Regions from separate parts of the Mus musculus genome. Here all the other regions are linked to region 1. A link is a contact called in ENCODE Hi-C or POLR2A ChIA-PET data. All regions are on one chromosome and are shown on one strand. The core of a region is the stretch at or near the end of the contact, and the rest is flanking DNA. Distances in the headings are between cores, read along the strand shown.

The links. Hi-C counts contacts between places; a loop is a spot of excess contacts on that map. ChIA-PET counts read pairs that join two places held with the same protein, here RNA polymerase II (POLR2A).
Region 2: a loop to region 1 is called in a map of heart, with 2.3 times the contacts of the local background. The contact joins the promoter of Ppif here to the promoter of Zmiz1 in region 1. A Hi-C loop is called at or near these places in 2 of 37 maps with a recorded cell type or tissue (adrenal gland and heart).
Region 3: a loop to region 1 is called in a map of heart, with 2.2 times the contacts of the local background. The contact joins the enhancer-like site here to the promoter of Zmiz1 in region 1. A Hi-C loop is called at or near these places in 1 of 37 maps with a recorded cell type or tissue (heart). POLR2A ChIA-PET finds 5 or more read pairs at or near these places in 1 of 5 experiments (Patski).
Region 4: a map of gastrocnemius shows a loop between it and region 1 (6-fold over the local background). The contact joins the enhancer-like site here to the promoter of Zmiz1 in region 1. A Hi-C loop is called at or near these places in 13 of 37 maps with a recorded cell type or tissue (Patski, gastrocnemius, heart and 1 more). POLR2A ChIA-PET finds 5 or more read pairs at or near these places in 2 of 5 experiments (Patski and embryonic stem cell).

Annotation. Positions count from the first base shown.
Region 1 is chr14:25,457,497-25,460,956 of GRCm38, reverse strand. It overlaps Zmiz1 (zinc finger, MIZ-type containing 1), which reads right to left and starts at 1,772. Exons shown (of 24, transcript NM_001310666.1): 1 at 1,401-1,772.
Region 2 is chr14:25,692,588-25,696,047 of GRCm38, reverse strand. Ppif (peptidylprolyl isomerase F (cyclophilin F)) reads right to left here and starts at 1,878. Exons shown (of 6, transcript NM_134084.1): 1 at 1,625-1,878; 2 at 545-575; 3 at 1-44. The coding sequence starts at 1,816.
Region 3 is chr14:25,645,146-25,648,605 of GRCm38, reverse strand. It overlaps Zmiz1 (zinc finger, MIZ-type containing 1), which reads right to left. Exons shown (of 24, transcript NM_001310666.1): 10 at 2,749-2,947; 11 at 1,599-1,871. Among named protein-coding and RNA genes, the nearest start is that of Gm52102, 14 kb to the left of the region's middle. Within about 2 kb of position 1,781, at least 1 of the 3 ENCODE cell types and tissues checked has a DNase peak (open chromatin) inside an H3K27ac peak, as active enhancers do.
Region 4 is chr14:25,303,009-25,306,468 of GRCm38, reverse strand. All of the region lies in intron 2 of Zmiz1os1 (a long non-coding RNA gene), which reads left to right. It overlaps LOC115486423 (a long non-coding RNA gene), which reads left to right. Exons shown (of 2, transcript XR_001781198.1): 2 at 80-2,848. Among named protein-coding and RNA genes, the nearest start is that of Gm41113, 75 kb to the left of the region's middle. Within about 2 kb of position 1,800, at least 2 of the 3 ENCODE cell types and tissues checked have a DNase peak (open chromatin) inside an H3K27ac peak, as active enhancers do; they include gastrocnemius and heart, where a contact is called at or near this core.

The DNA of each region.
Region 1 (3,460 bases), core at 523-3,022:
GGCTGGAGGCACAAGGTGGAACTGTAAACCAGAGAAAGGAAAAGTTTTCGGCAGGTAGAGGGAAGGGCAGAGTAGCCGCGGCGATCCGCTGTCCCCGGGGGAGGGTGGGGGGCCCAAGCCCGCAGTCCTGGCGCGCTCCTGTCCGCTAGCCCTCCCGCCCGGGTTGTTTACATTCCTGGAGTGTCTTTTAAACCGGAGGCTGTGGCCGGCTCCTGGCCTTCTCCCGCGGCTTCGGGGCAGTCTCCCGTGAAAATCTGCTGGCGCACAATGGCCGGGAGAGGAGGCCGCCCCTCTCCCGCGCCCCCACCGCTCCAGGGCGGGGAGCCTGCCCTCTGCACCGCGCCCTCTCCCCGCCTGGCCAGCTTCCTGGACAGATGTCTCCGGCCAGGGGGCGACGCGCTCCCGCAGCCTGCACCGCGACACCGAGGCCGTGCTCCCCACTGTTTTCTCCCTGGCCCTGACGCCAGGAATGTGAAACAAGCTTTCTGAGCTTCCCTCCCACAATCCGGACCGAGCTTCAGCTCCGGCCCGGCCCCTCAATCTCCTCCCGGGTCGGCCTCCCACTCCCCCGGGGCCACCGCCGCCGGAGACAGAGAGGAAGAAAGAACACGGGGAAATTACTTTCGTATTTGCAACGCGCGCGCACACACACACAGACACATCTTCCCCTTGGGCTCGCCTCCCGACTGGGGCAGCCCCGGCCAGGCGTTGGCCTGAAAGCCCCTTCGGCTTCCGAAGCCCGAACGAGAAGCCTCGACACATCTCTTCAACGTGTCCTGCTTCAGCCACGCGCCGCGTTTCCCTGGGCTATTCTCCCCCCAAAACAACTTAACCGCGCCCCCATCTCCCATGTACAAAAGTGTGTTCTCCATAGAAATTCGGAGGCACAACTTAACACCACCAACCCTTGCCACCCTAGAATCCAGCGCCTTCCCGGAGGTTCTCCTACGCACACAGGAGCACAACTTCACATCTTTCCAAAAGAGGCAAGGGAGAAGCAGCCAGTCCTTCCCGGGTCCTCTCCTCCCTCCTCCGAATCCGTATCCCGGCTGGCTCCCGACTGATCGGAGCGACGGCTGGGAGGCGCGCCGGCAGGAGGCGGGCACCGAGTCCGAGCGCACAACCGCACCGGCGCCCCGTACACCCGAAGAACCCCGGGTCCCCGCGCTCATCCGGAGCCGCTCTACACAAGCTGGGCGCTCGCTGGTGGCCAGAGCCTCCGCCCCCGGCGGCCAGAGCAGCGGGCCGAGCCTGCACGGCTGGCTTCTTTCGCCCGGCCAGAGCTAAACCTTTAAGAGGAAAGCCCTAGTATAGTACACGGCGCTCGCACCCCGATGATCCGCCGGGAGCGGGTGGAAGCCTCGGTGTTAACGGGCGCTTGGCTCTGTCCCCAAACTTACCGGGCGCTGCGAGCACCACTGCCACCGCTGGAGGACGCGCCGCCGCCACCGCCGTGTAGGGCAGGCTGGAGCCGGGAGGAGCGCAGCGAGAGCGCGGAAATCCACTCGGCTCCGACTCCGGCTCCGGCTCCTCACCGGCCGGGGCTAGGGTCAGCGCGCTGCGCGGGCGCTGCTCGCTTGCTCTGCAGCCGGATCGCTGCTCGCCCGGCCGGCAGCTTGCTCTCCCGGGCGCCCGCCGCCGCCGCCGCTCGCTTTTTTAATGTCCACAGACAGTGAAAAGGAACTCGGCGTTAGGGGGTGAGTAAGTGAATCAACTCGCCCGGAGCCGAGCAAGTTGAAGTGTCAGATTACATTGGCTATTCTATTTCCAAAGGGCCCCGCGCCGCCGGCCTCCCGCAAAAGCCGGCACGGAGTCACGGCGGGAGCGGAGTGCCGCGCCTCCGGCGCGCAGCTCTGCTTGCCTTGGTTCGCTCTCCATCTGCGCGCTCGCTGCGCTCTCCTTTTCTCTTTTCCTTTCCTTTCCGCCTCTCTCCTTTCCCTTCTTTTCCTCCCTTTCTTCTCCGTTCCCAGGTCTCAGCTCTTTTCCGAACCCTGTTAGGCACCGCGCCACCCTCACCCTCCTCTGCTGCTCGTTCACTCTCGTCCCTCTTCTCGCCTCCCTTCGCTGCTCTTTAACGCCCCCCTCTCCGCATCCCATAAGTTTGGAGCGGAGAGACTGATGTGCCTAGGAAGGGATCACATTGGTAGGAGCAAAATTACTTCCAGAAGGCGTACCCCGCTTCCTACTGGTCCCCTGCAGGAGTGCACTGAGACCTCAGGTGCTGTCAGCTATCTGAATTGGGGTGACTGGATTGCTAATGAGACACTGTGTGCGAAACTTCCATGTAGATTTTGGGATTATTCCTAAAACAGGGTGAGAGAGGGTGAGAGGACCCTAACCTTCACTACCACCGGTGACGCAGGGGAGACTAAAGTGCGCCTCCATTGACATCTTGAGAAAGAGCGAGAGGTGCAGCGAGAACCATAAATACCCACTACTACTTGAAGTTAAGAGCAAGGACGCCTTAGTGCCTGGTAGGGAGCGCCTGGGGCGCTGAGAGCCGAGCGCTCCCGCTTTGCAGAGGTGGAAATAACCCAACCAAGCCCACAGCCCAGGGCTGGGCTCCACTCCTACAGTGGCGAAGAGCACTCACGAAGCAGTTAGGTGCGCTCACTTGCGGAGGTTCCCCTCACAGACCGGCCCCCAAGTGTATCCAAGTGCGCACTCCCTTTGGCTCTTGTCCATTACCACTCACACAGAAACTCCTACACAAACGGCAAACGGGTTTGCGCCTACCTTACAGCATGGCACGCATACTTCTCATAGCACGCATGACCCCCTCCACACACTTGTACACACACTTTCCATCCCAGTTATGCCCGTGCACCTGGAGTCATACAATTGAACACACAAATATAGTGTACACCACCCCCGGTACGTTTAAAAACAAAACAAAACACGAGGCATTCCCCCGTGCACTACCTCTCACATTCGCGTACACATACCACACATGTTCCCCTTACTCTTCCACATCCCTTCCTCAACCCCACCCGCCTCTCGATTAGAGGTAATGTAGTCCTAAAGACAACAAGCGTCTAGGCTGGACCCGCGCGCGCGCGCGCGCGCGCACGCGCTCCCCTTCAGGACAGGCGGGGGAGGCTTGGGTCTGAGCCCGCTAGGGACTCCAGGTGTGGCGATAACTCCGTGCTCCGCGTTTTGCAGGCAGCCACGGTGTCGGAGGCGAGGCGAGGAAGGGAGCTGGAATAACAAAGGCAAGTTGGGAAGAGCGCAAGGGGGCGCAGCCCTGGCCGGGCCGCGGGGGGAGCCCTGCACTGCCGGGTCGTCGGAGGCTGCTTGGCCGCCAGCCGGGGGAACCGGAGGTGGGGAGGAAAAGTGGGGGGAGAGGGGCGGAGCCGCCGCGTGACGTCAGAGAACAATGACACCGCTGGGGGCGGGTTTGGGCAGGCAGCCCGGGCGGGGGTCTTTCTCAGGGCCTGGGGCGGGCGGATGAAGTCTTGGC
Region 2 (3,460 bases), core at 629-3,128, 230 kb before region 1:
GTAGCCAAAGCCCTTCTCACCAGTGCATAGGGCTCTGAAGTTCTCTGAAGAAAGAGAGAGAGAGAGAGAGAGAGAGAGAGAGAGAGGCAGGCAGGTTAGGGGCAGGCAATCTTCCCTGCCGATCCCCCAGGTGAGCTACCTGTGGAAAGGCCCTGCCCCTCTTCCTGAGTCCATTCCTGATCACTTTTCTGTCTTGAGCCAGTGTGAAGCGCTGTGACTAGAATCCAAGCTCTAAGCTGCGCCAGCTGGGATAACAAAGCAAAGAGCCCAAACACTTTACCTAACCCTGCCCTGTGCTGTCATGGAGAAGTGGGAGGAAGCTATCAATGAGAGCTTACATGGGCCTTCCCCTGGTTCTGAGATGTCTAGCTACTTTCAGACTGGTTAGCAGAGTTGACAACAAGGTCCAGAGAGGGACAAAAGGCTGCCTCAGGGTACTCATCAGCTGTGCTTAGGTTGAGACTCCCATATGGTCATAATCTAAGTCCTAACTCCATGCCAAGCCCACCAGCCTTGCCGGGCTCACTTTCCACGTAAGCCTTACCTGCAGTCTTTGGCACGACATCTGCCTTTAACTATGGTGAAGGAAAAGGAACAGAAAAGGATGGTCAGTCCAGAAGCAGGTGCAAAAAAGATCCCCCTCACCATTCACACCCAGAGGCCAGGGCATCATGACAAAGAAGAACAGGGCCATTCCCTTCCATGACCACCAACCCTCCTCGGAACTGCCAAAGCCACTATCGTTTCTGCCAGCTGCTTCCTGAACCCAACCAAAGCTTGCTTGAGACAGCCTTAGTTTCTTATCCGAAGAAACTAGTGCCATCCTGGCCCACTTCCGGGACAGAAATGTCAGCTGGAGGCCCTCGGCATGAGTCCCTGGACCAAGAGTAAGTATCACATTAGAATTAGCTGACCTTCCTCAGTGCTGGGGGAAACTGAGGCTCACAGAAGGGAAGGAGGGGACCGTCATCCAAGCCTGCCTCATGCCTCTCAACTTCTCTTAAGAATCCCTCTTCACCAAACAGAGTTGGGGAGGTACTCCTCATTTTCCAAACGAGGAAAATGAGGCATAATAAAAAATGCCAGCTCCCCTCCCCCAGTAGATCGGCAGTCTAACTGGTACCTTTGTTCAAAGCAGAACAGCCTAAAGGCTCCTGGGATGGCCTCCTGATAACCTTGGTGTCTGTTTCCTACTTTTCTTTTTAAGGGTCAAATCTCAGGGAATGGAGAGGGCTTGGGCAGCCAGAACCTTCTCACTTGCATTCCCTGTGTCTCCTCTTAGGCAACCAGGCCTTGGGGGCGGATCCGGAGTGCGCTCAGGCCACCACGTGAGCACCTGGCAACACCTGGACCTCAGCTACCCACCCCAGAGCTCTGGGTCCAACCTCGGACGCAGAGGGTCTAGGAAGCCCAACGTCGGTCCAGGCCGGTCAGTGGGCTGTCACTCAGTACGATCTGACCTTGACCTTTTCCTCCACACCCCCCAGGGTTTTGAAAAGCCCCGAACGGACCAAGCTGATGCCGCCTCTTCTGAGAGAGGGAAACTGAGGCTCAAGGTCACCTGATGTGCCAGGCACAGTACAGGGCCCGGGAAGTCCAGGTTTTCCAAATGTCCAAGCCTCACCTCCAGCACCACGCGGCCGAGCGGCTGTCCATCGGCGCCCACGTCCAAGTACACGAGCGGGTTCCCGGAGGAAGAGTTCGCGCCGCGGGCTCCGCCGTCGCTGCAGGTACGGGTCGCGGAGAGGAGCAGCGGCGCGGAGCGCGGGCCGGAGAGCAGACCGAGCAGGCGGGGGCCGCAACGCAGCGCTAGCATCGCTGTCGCGGGTCGGGCGAGGGCGCGCGGAAGAACTCAGAGCAGACACAGGCAAGGTCGTACGACCCAGGAAGCGATACCTAGGCCGCGCGCCGCCGCCTTTATTGGTCGGCTGGCTTCGAGACCACGCCCCCCTCCACGCCTCCGCCGCGCCCCCTCGGAACCTGTTCGCTAGCGTCCCCTGCCGGTTGCCGCTGGCAGCGTAATCGGCTCGTGCGTTGTGCCCCGCCCTCCATCCCTACACACTGAGCCGGAAGTCCTTTGAAAGTGCTTCTAGATCAAGAGAAAGGTTGATCCTGAGATTCAGAAAGACGTGGGGGGGTGTAGGTGGGGGAATCTGAGGTGGCTCAGAAAGGGAGAGATAACAGAAAGAACAGAGAAGCAGAGATACAGTCTAAGACACCCACAAGGTGACCTCAGGCTGCCGGCTCCAGGGCTGAGTTTGTCTCCTTTTGCTTCTAGAGACCAGATCCTCCGCCAGGACTGAAAATACAGTTTGCCGAACCAATAGTGCATCTGCCAGGCCTCAGTCCCAGCCCACTCTGACAGCCCTTGTCTGTTCCCACCACCTCCAGCCAGGCCAGCAGAGTGCGGGGCTAGATTTACACCCCCTGGAATGCCCCCTAGATTTACATTCACCTGGAATAAACTTCCTTGCCAACTGCACCACACCTGCAGGTAACTTCCTAAGCAACCATTCTCTAGGGATGCCAGGAAGTTGGCAGTGTGTGATATAAAAGGAAAGGAGCCTGCAGAAGAGCCACAGGCAGGACTTTAAACCCTGGTGCACTGGGCACAGCACCAGCCTGGGAATCAAATGAATGCCAGCCAGCGAGAGCATGTGAGCCAACACAGTTAGGAAACTGAGGCTCAGAAAGAGAAAAAGGCTCTAACTAGGGCTAGAAAACCCTGGTTCCCTACTGCTGGATTCAGCCAGTCCTGCAACCAAGGAAGCGATGAGAAATTACCCTGCTTTCTACTCATACCTGTTCTGAGGATAAACAAACAAGAGAGAGAAGCATTTGTTAACTGTTAAATGCTGTTCTGTGTTCAACAGCGATGGGCATAGCCTAGACTGTGTGCTCAGAGCATAGCGGGGAATCTCCAGTGCAAGGTCCCAAGGTCCTGAGAGGCGGGAGCAGGAAAGGAGCTGAGAGCCTTAGGAGCCGGGGAGCCTGGCCTGTCCCACCCAAGATTCAGTTGGGGGGTGTGTGTGTGTGGAGAAGCCATGCTGGTCCAAGTAGTCTATGAAATCAGGGCATGCTCCCCGCCTCACACATGGCAGCCTGAACCCTCTTGTGATGGTCCACAGCTCTCTGCTTTGTGCTACTGGCCTTGATGGGTTGTATACCAGTCCCTAGTCTAGGGTGGGTCTCACCCAACCCCACATAGGGCCCCGTCTTTTCTTGTCAGTGTGTATCAAAGGGAGCTGCCTGCAAGGGGAACTCACTTGCCCTCCGCTCTGCCTGAGCCATTGGCACATTTTCTAAAATCTATGCAACAGCAGTGCACACTTAGACTGGAAGGGAGTGGAGAGGAACCACCACACATGCCCTGCTAGGAAGCATCCACAAGTCCCAGGCTTTCTGTAGCCCATCGACTCCTGTAGGTCTTGACTCCTATTGGTCTAACATACCTCAAATT
Region 3 (3,460 bases), core at 532-3,031, 190 kb before region 1:
GTGTGAAGTGGCTGGTACCTGCATGTTCACCAGGCTACAGGAGTGTGGTAGGGGACCAGACAACATGATTGAAGCCTGAATTAAGGATGTACCTTTTTTGTTGTTTTGTTTTGTTGACACAAGATTTCTCTGTGTAGCTCTGGTTATCTCAGAACTTGCTCGGTAGACCAGGCTAGCCTAGAACTCATAGATCTGTTTGCCTCTGCCTCCCAAGTACTGAGATTAAAGGCATATACCACCAATGCCTGGCTAGGTTGTACCACTTCTAACATAGGATGAACATACTGCCATGAGGTAGAAGCCAGAGCTCCCAGCATCTTATAACCTGGACCAGCTGGGAAGCAGCAATGCTCTGGGGAGAACTCCTTTAGTAAAAGCAGAGGGCTTGGCTTCAATGTAGGGCTTTCAATATGCAATTCTTCTGCGGCCTCATCTCAGGTGAGCAGCCTGAAGCTCAGACATGCATGCCCAGTGCAGCCAACTATCTCTCAGGAGGTTGAGGGTAGAGGGTGTTTAGTGACTGTGTTCTGGGAGTGAAGCCATCAGCTTAAGGCCCCAAACCAAGGACAGGCAGGGCTGGGAGGAGCCTAAAGGCCTTTGAGTTTCTCTCCCTAGTGCCCACTAGGTCGAGGCTCAGGTCTTGAGTTGGCCTCCTGGGTGTACAGGAAGCCTAATCACTATAGCCTATTCCTGAGTCTCAGGCTTAGGGCACCTATACCAATTATGACATCATCCAACCTCTGTGAGAGTGGCGGCTGAAGGGACCTGTGGGGACAGAGAGCTTATGCTTTCGTGGGATAGAAATCTGCTTCAGCTCAAGTTGAAGGCCACAGTCTTGACCAGCCAGAAGGACATGATCTGAGAAGATGAAGAGCTGAGGTGCCATGCCCAGGAAGGGGCATCATGGTGTGCCAAAGACAAACTTCACTGGAGCGAGGGGGGCGCATCAGCTGGGCACGGATCTTGGTCTCAGTTGTATTCTGAGTGTCACTGAGACCTGGTGACTTCCCTTTTCCCCTGACCTTCCACGGTGCTTGGGACCGTCTGCTGGGATGGTTTCCTCTGGCACCTCTGCTAGGAGACCCCAGAGAAGGCACTATCCCCAGGAGAGCAATATGATGGAAGTAAGCCCTAGGGATACTGTGTGCCATCCGATGGCCTCCCTGACACACAGCCTGTACTAGTGTACTAGTGGCAGCCCTCACTCTCTAGGTGGCTCCCTGCACTGAGGTCCTCATCCAGGGTCATCCATTAGTATCTGAGTATGGACAGGGTTAAGTGGTCTCCATGGTTTCTGCTTCTACACTTGCCTGCTCTAGGCAGGGTATTTTACAATGTCACGGCCCCCTGTCCTCTGGGCATTCTAAGGGCCAGTGTGGATTGTGAATACCATTGATTTAAAGTCATACACACTCAGGTGTAGTGACTTGTTTGGTGTTTTCCACAACAGAGATGATATTAGTCAGGGGCTAAGCCTCCAAAGCCCTTTAGTTCAAGTTCTCTAAGTGGCCTAACTGTGCCTTTTCCAAGGTCCCTGGGTCCATGGTCCCTCTGTCAATGTTCCTTCTCCTCCCATCCCCCATCATAGTCACACTTACCTCTCCCGGGTATGGCCTCTTTATGCTCTGAATAGGAAGGGACTGGGGCCGGGGGCCTGGGTAGGTCTGCTGGGGCATCCTTTGCCCGTGTGTGCCAAAGGGGCTGATGCCGGGTGGTCGGGGCTGGTTCATGCCCATGGGAGGGCCGCTCATGCCCGAGGGTGTCATGCCAGCTGCCATGCCGGCAGGGTTCAGGCTGCCCCCCATGGAGGCAGGCCCCCGAGGCCCGGGTTGGTTCATGAATTGGCTGTTATACGCCTGGGTGGGACCCATCTGGAAAGAGGAACACACCTTCAATGGGAGAAGAAGAAAAAAAAAAGAATAAAATGCCACATGCATTGAAAGTGCAGGGAAGGAAGGTAGGGGGCTAAAGGGGGAGCAGCACTTTCCCACAGGGCTGCAGTTAAGAGCCAGGAGCTCTTAAAGGACCCAGTCCTCCAGGGCTCACTACTGCCCTCTGCAGGTCTCATGGGAAAATGCAGCTGGTGGGTTTGGGTAGGGCAGGGAGCAGTCACTCCAAGGCACAGGCAGCATTCCCAGGGAGGCAGGCAGGGGACATGGAAGTGGGTAGGGATGGGAGGGACACAGGGAGGACACAGGAAGAGGAGGCGGATGAGGATGGAGGCTGAAGCCCTTTCCTGAAAGCCCTGGCCTTGCCCTTGGTCAGTAGCCAATGGAGACACACCCTCCATACACTAAGTGTGATTTACCCAGCCCACTTCCTCCTGCTCACCCTGCACCCTTCCTTCATGTTTCTGCCTTGCAGGGTTATGGGGTTCCCCTTTTCACACCCCACCCCATCCTTTTGAAGGTCAGAGGATCTACGATGAGGCCTGGGTAAAATCCACAGATGGGACAATAGTGGCCTCAGAGGTGATTAGGGACAAGCTAGTCACAAAGCCATTTTAGGCACACAACCTACTGTCTGATAAGCAGGAACTCCGAAACCAATAGGGTACCTCTTCCCCCATATGCACTGGGAGCTACCAGCCCAGAGAGCATAGCATACCCCCAAACCCCACCACACCCAACCATTTTACCATACCCACACACAACACTCTTTTAAGGGGCTTCCAAGGATACCCGTGGCATTAACGCTCAAGATTTCCCCAGCCTGGGTGAGGCCAGGCCAGCGGGCAGGAACCCTTACCGGTCCATACTGGTTTATATCCTTGTTCTGTGTCTCTTGCAAGGCTGCCACTGTAGCTGTGGCTGTGGCTGTGGCTGTGGCAGCGGCGGCTGCTACTGCAGCTGCTGCAGCAGCGGCCGCTGGCTGGGTGAAGTCAGCAGGAGGCCGAGTATGTGGAGGGATGCCCATGCCTGCTGGGGCACTAGGACCCCCAGGGTAACTGTGGAGGAGAAGCAGGGAGCAGTCAGAGAGAACTCATTAGCTGACTCTGGGATGTACCCAGTACCAGGAGGAAGGCTACAGGATTATACGCATGAATTCCAGACACCTAGCTTGTGGGTGTGAGGCCCAGCAGCGGACCTGGGACTTCTGAGATTGGTGGCTATTCTTGCTACTAGTGATGACAAGGCCACTCCTTTTTGAATCTTTGCTGGGGCTAGGACATTTCCATAGCTTCTCTGCTTTTCCTTGGTCACCACAGACTACCTTCTAAGCAAACATTGACCTGAGAATTGTATGGTGCTGTGTGCTGTAGATGTGGATTGAGGTGTGTGAGACTCCTGTTTTGAACTGCGAGGCTAGAAACCCAGCAACTTTGCCTCGAGAGCTAGGCGGAGTGTGCTCAAGGTGGCTTGGGCTGCTTCTGTCCCTTCTTCACTGTGATCTGAGGTTGGGGACTCTAGCCTCCATTTCTTCTTCATTCAGGTCAGTGAGCTTTCTAAGGAGTTTTGGA
Region 4 (3,460 bases), core at 551-3,050, 150 kb after region 1:
TTCCTCCATTCCTCTGCTTCCATCCTTCTAACTCCCTTCCCCCAACCCACTCTCACATTGTTCTCCTGTTCTGGGCCAGGTCAGCACGGCAAGACTGCTATCAAGGAGACATGTGTAGTTCCGGGTCTTGGGGCTCATTATCGACTGCAGCAGTTGCTGTGGCTGCTGGACCATCAGGATCTGTGGATGTGTTTAGACAGATGGAGGAATTACAGATGGGCTCAGGAGCTGTACGCGGGATACTGGAGGTTGGTGCTTTCTCCCTGGAGGCTGAGATTTGCAACTCTAGGCTAGATTTGTAAACTGTCAAATCTCAAGGCATTTGAACTCTGCTCTGAGGGGGCAGTGTGAAGTTATAAGCCGTGATGGTCATGATCACAGCTGCCTGTGCTTTAAGAGGTAGGGGATTGAGCAGGAAGGGAACACAGAGATGGTAAGAGACACTGGAAGGGGATAGGATAATGTTAAAATGGATGATGGTGATGTTTGCTGACCCTGATGGTACCGATGAGGTGATGATAAAGGCAATGGCAGTAGTTGAGGGAGTGTGCTGGTGAAGATGGTGATGGTGGTGGTGTTGACAGCAATGGCAATGACAAAGTGATGATGTTGACCGTGATATTTGTGTGTTTGTGGTGATGGTATCGACGGTGTTGATGATGATTATGGTGATGGTAGTAGTCTTGGTGGTGGTAATGGTGATGGGTCATGGTGGTAATGTTTGTAATATTGGTGGCGATGTTTATGGTCTTGGTGGTGACAATGATGATAGTGGCTTTTTTTTTTTAAGTTGGCAGTGATGCTGATGATTATGGTGATGATAGTGGTGGTTGTGGTGCTGCTGTTGATGGTGGTGACAGCGATGGTGAAGGCTGTGGTTGTGGTAATGTTGGCAGTAGTGAATCCTGACCAGGAGAGAATCTAGAAGGTGCAGAAGAGCTGATGTAATGGTATTTGATGACAGGAGCCATTTGCATTAGGGGAGGTGTGAGGTGATGGCTTTGGATGTTCTTATAGCCTATCGGATATCTAGGTGGTGTCCAGTGGACAGTGAGTACTGGGATCTGGAATTTAGCCAGACAAAGATGAGAGCGGTAGAGAATACACCTGCTTTGGGCATGAGATGCCCGAGAGAGGGCACAGAGGGACAGAACCAGAGCCAGGGTCTCTGTGGCTTCCTGATGTTCAGAAGGGTTTCCGAGTCTCCAGGCTTCCTAGGCTCTGCCCAGGGGCTGGAATCCAGGCTTCTCTGCTTGCCTCTCACCAGTGTCACACTCAGTGTTTTTATTCCTCGCCAGGTTCTCAGGAGGATGACATTTGAAAAGGGAGCTCTGTGCTAAAAAAAAAAAAAATCTCTTTCTAACCCAGGTGAAGGAATTGCCATCCTGTGGGGTTAAGAGAAGGGCCTGGGTGACCCCTTGTGACAGCTGGTCCAGGCTGGAATCAATCTGGAGCTCTGCAAAGGGATCGTGGTGTGTGGAGCAGCCTGCGAATAGGGATCTCTTTATAAGGAGGCTCCCTTCTCCCTTAACAAGCCCAGCGAGTCTGCAGTGGGTCTGGTGGAGGGGGTTGCAGCAGAGACGGTGGCAGGGCTTGAGGAGGTGCCTGATTACAAGTCCTCTAAAACCTGGGCTATGGCTCCAGCCAGATGTCGTCCCAGTGAGCACGTGGCCCTGCTGTGGCCCCAGTTTGGCTGCCGATGACTGCCTGGCCTTTCCTGCCCTCTCCTGCCACAGGCCCTCACACCAGGCCGGAATGTCCTCAGGAAGCGGCATCTCGCTCTGCAGAGGGAGCTTTGCTTCTGGACTCCTGGCTGCAGCTCCAGCCAGGATGTTTTGCAATGAGCCTGGGGAAGCGTCCATTCCGGGAAGATCAGGGAGTGGACGGTGCTTGCCAGCAGGGGTCTGGGTGAGAGGGCAGCCACTGCCTGCTGGGCTGGGGTGGGACAGCCCATTCCTCAGGCCCTGTGGGACCTTGGCCTCTAAGCTGTTTATCTGTCTGTCTGCCTGTCCATCTGGATTAGAGGGGCTGGCTTGCTCACTTCAGTTCCCCAAAGGGCTCCCAACTGCAGGGCAGCTTGAGCCTTCTTTCGCTTTATTTCATCTTGGAATGTTTTTGAATATGACTCAAAAGCGATTACAAATTGAAAAGGTACGCCTGCTTCCAGCCACACTGCCCCTGCCCAGGATCCTGGGCCCCAGGAGTAAACTCCCTCAAGTCCCTTTTGTAGTTTGTTGTCTAGTGTTCTGTTTGCAAACAGAAGTGGCTGCTCCTACCCCAGAGGAATCATGCTATGTGCGATGCTTAGGGCTTTGTTCTCCAAAGGGCCACATGACTGTCTGCACAGGACTCCAGCAGGGGTCATCAAGCGCCATGTGGATCCCTCACATAGGACTGTCTGTATTTGCTTTGGAGGAACATGCTGGAGGTGCAAGGCTCTCTACTTTCTTAAGAGCCAGTCCCTTCTCTGGTCTAACCTGTTCCTCCTACTTTCTCATGTAGCCACATTGACAGGAGAAGACCCCGAGGAAGCATGCCCAAGGGAAAACTGTAAATGACAAAGCCGAGGACTTCAATTCAGGTGGACTGGGATTCGACTCTTTCCTCTTTGTCTGTTGTACTGTTGGGAACTTTAGACCTATGGAGTCTTCTATTTTTAGGAGCCAGACCTTCGAAAATTGGAGAGGGCCAGCCAGTATGTCAAGATCTCACGGCTGCCCTTCCCTCTTGTCCTGACACCTGAGCTCTCCTGTGTGTGAAGGATTTCCGCATGCCCAGAAGACAGCTTCAAGCTTCCAGAGCCAGGCACACTTATAGAAGAAAGGAATAAAACCATTTTACAGATGTGTATGCCGAGGCAGCTGAAAGCAATTGCTGACTTGGGTCATGGTTTAAGTCAGGGTGGGTTCTGGGCCCCTGGCCCTCACATGTCCCTACCCAGCATCCTCTTTACCTGCTCTTCCCCCATAGTGTCACTTTGTGCTTTGTCCCTGAAGGCTTTTACCTGTCTTCTCCACTTTTCTCAGCCTTGTTTACCTGACGGTTCCTTTCCTTGGTCTTCACTGGCTAAGGTCAGCCTCTGGTGTGTATGTATGTGTGTGTGTGTGTGCACATGTGTGTGTGCATGTGTGTATGTATGTAAGTGGGTGTGTATGTGTGAGTGTGTGTGTACATGTGTGAGTGTGTTATATGTGCGAGTGTATGTGTATGTGTGGGTATGTATATGTGAGTGTGTGTATGCATTCTGTGAGTGTATATGTAAGTGTGAGTATGTGTAAATGATTATGTGTGTATATATGGGTGGGTATGTATATGTGTGAGTATGTATACGTATGTGACTTTATATGTGTGTGTATGTGTGAATGAGTGTGTGTATGTGTGTGTGTTAACTGAAGCATGATCTTGGTGGTATATTATCCATGTTCCTTCAGAGTTATGTGTCTAGAATTCCACATGCCCT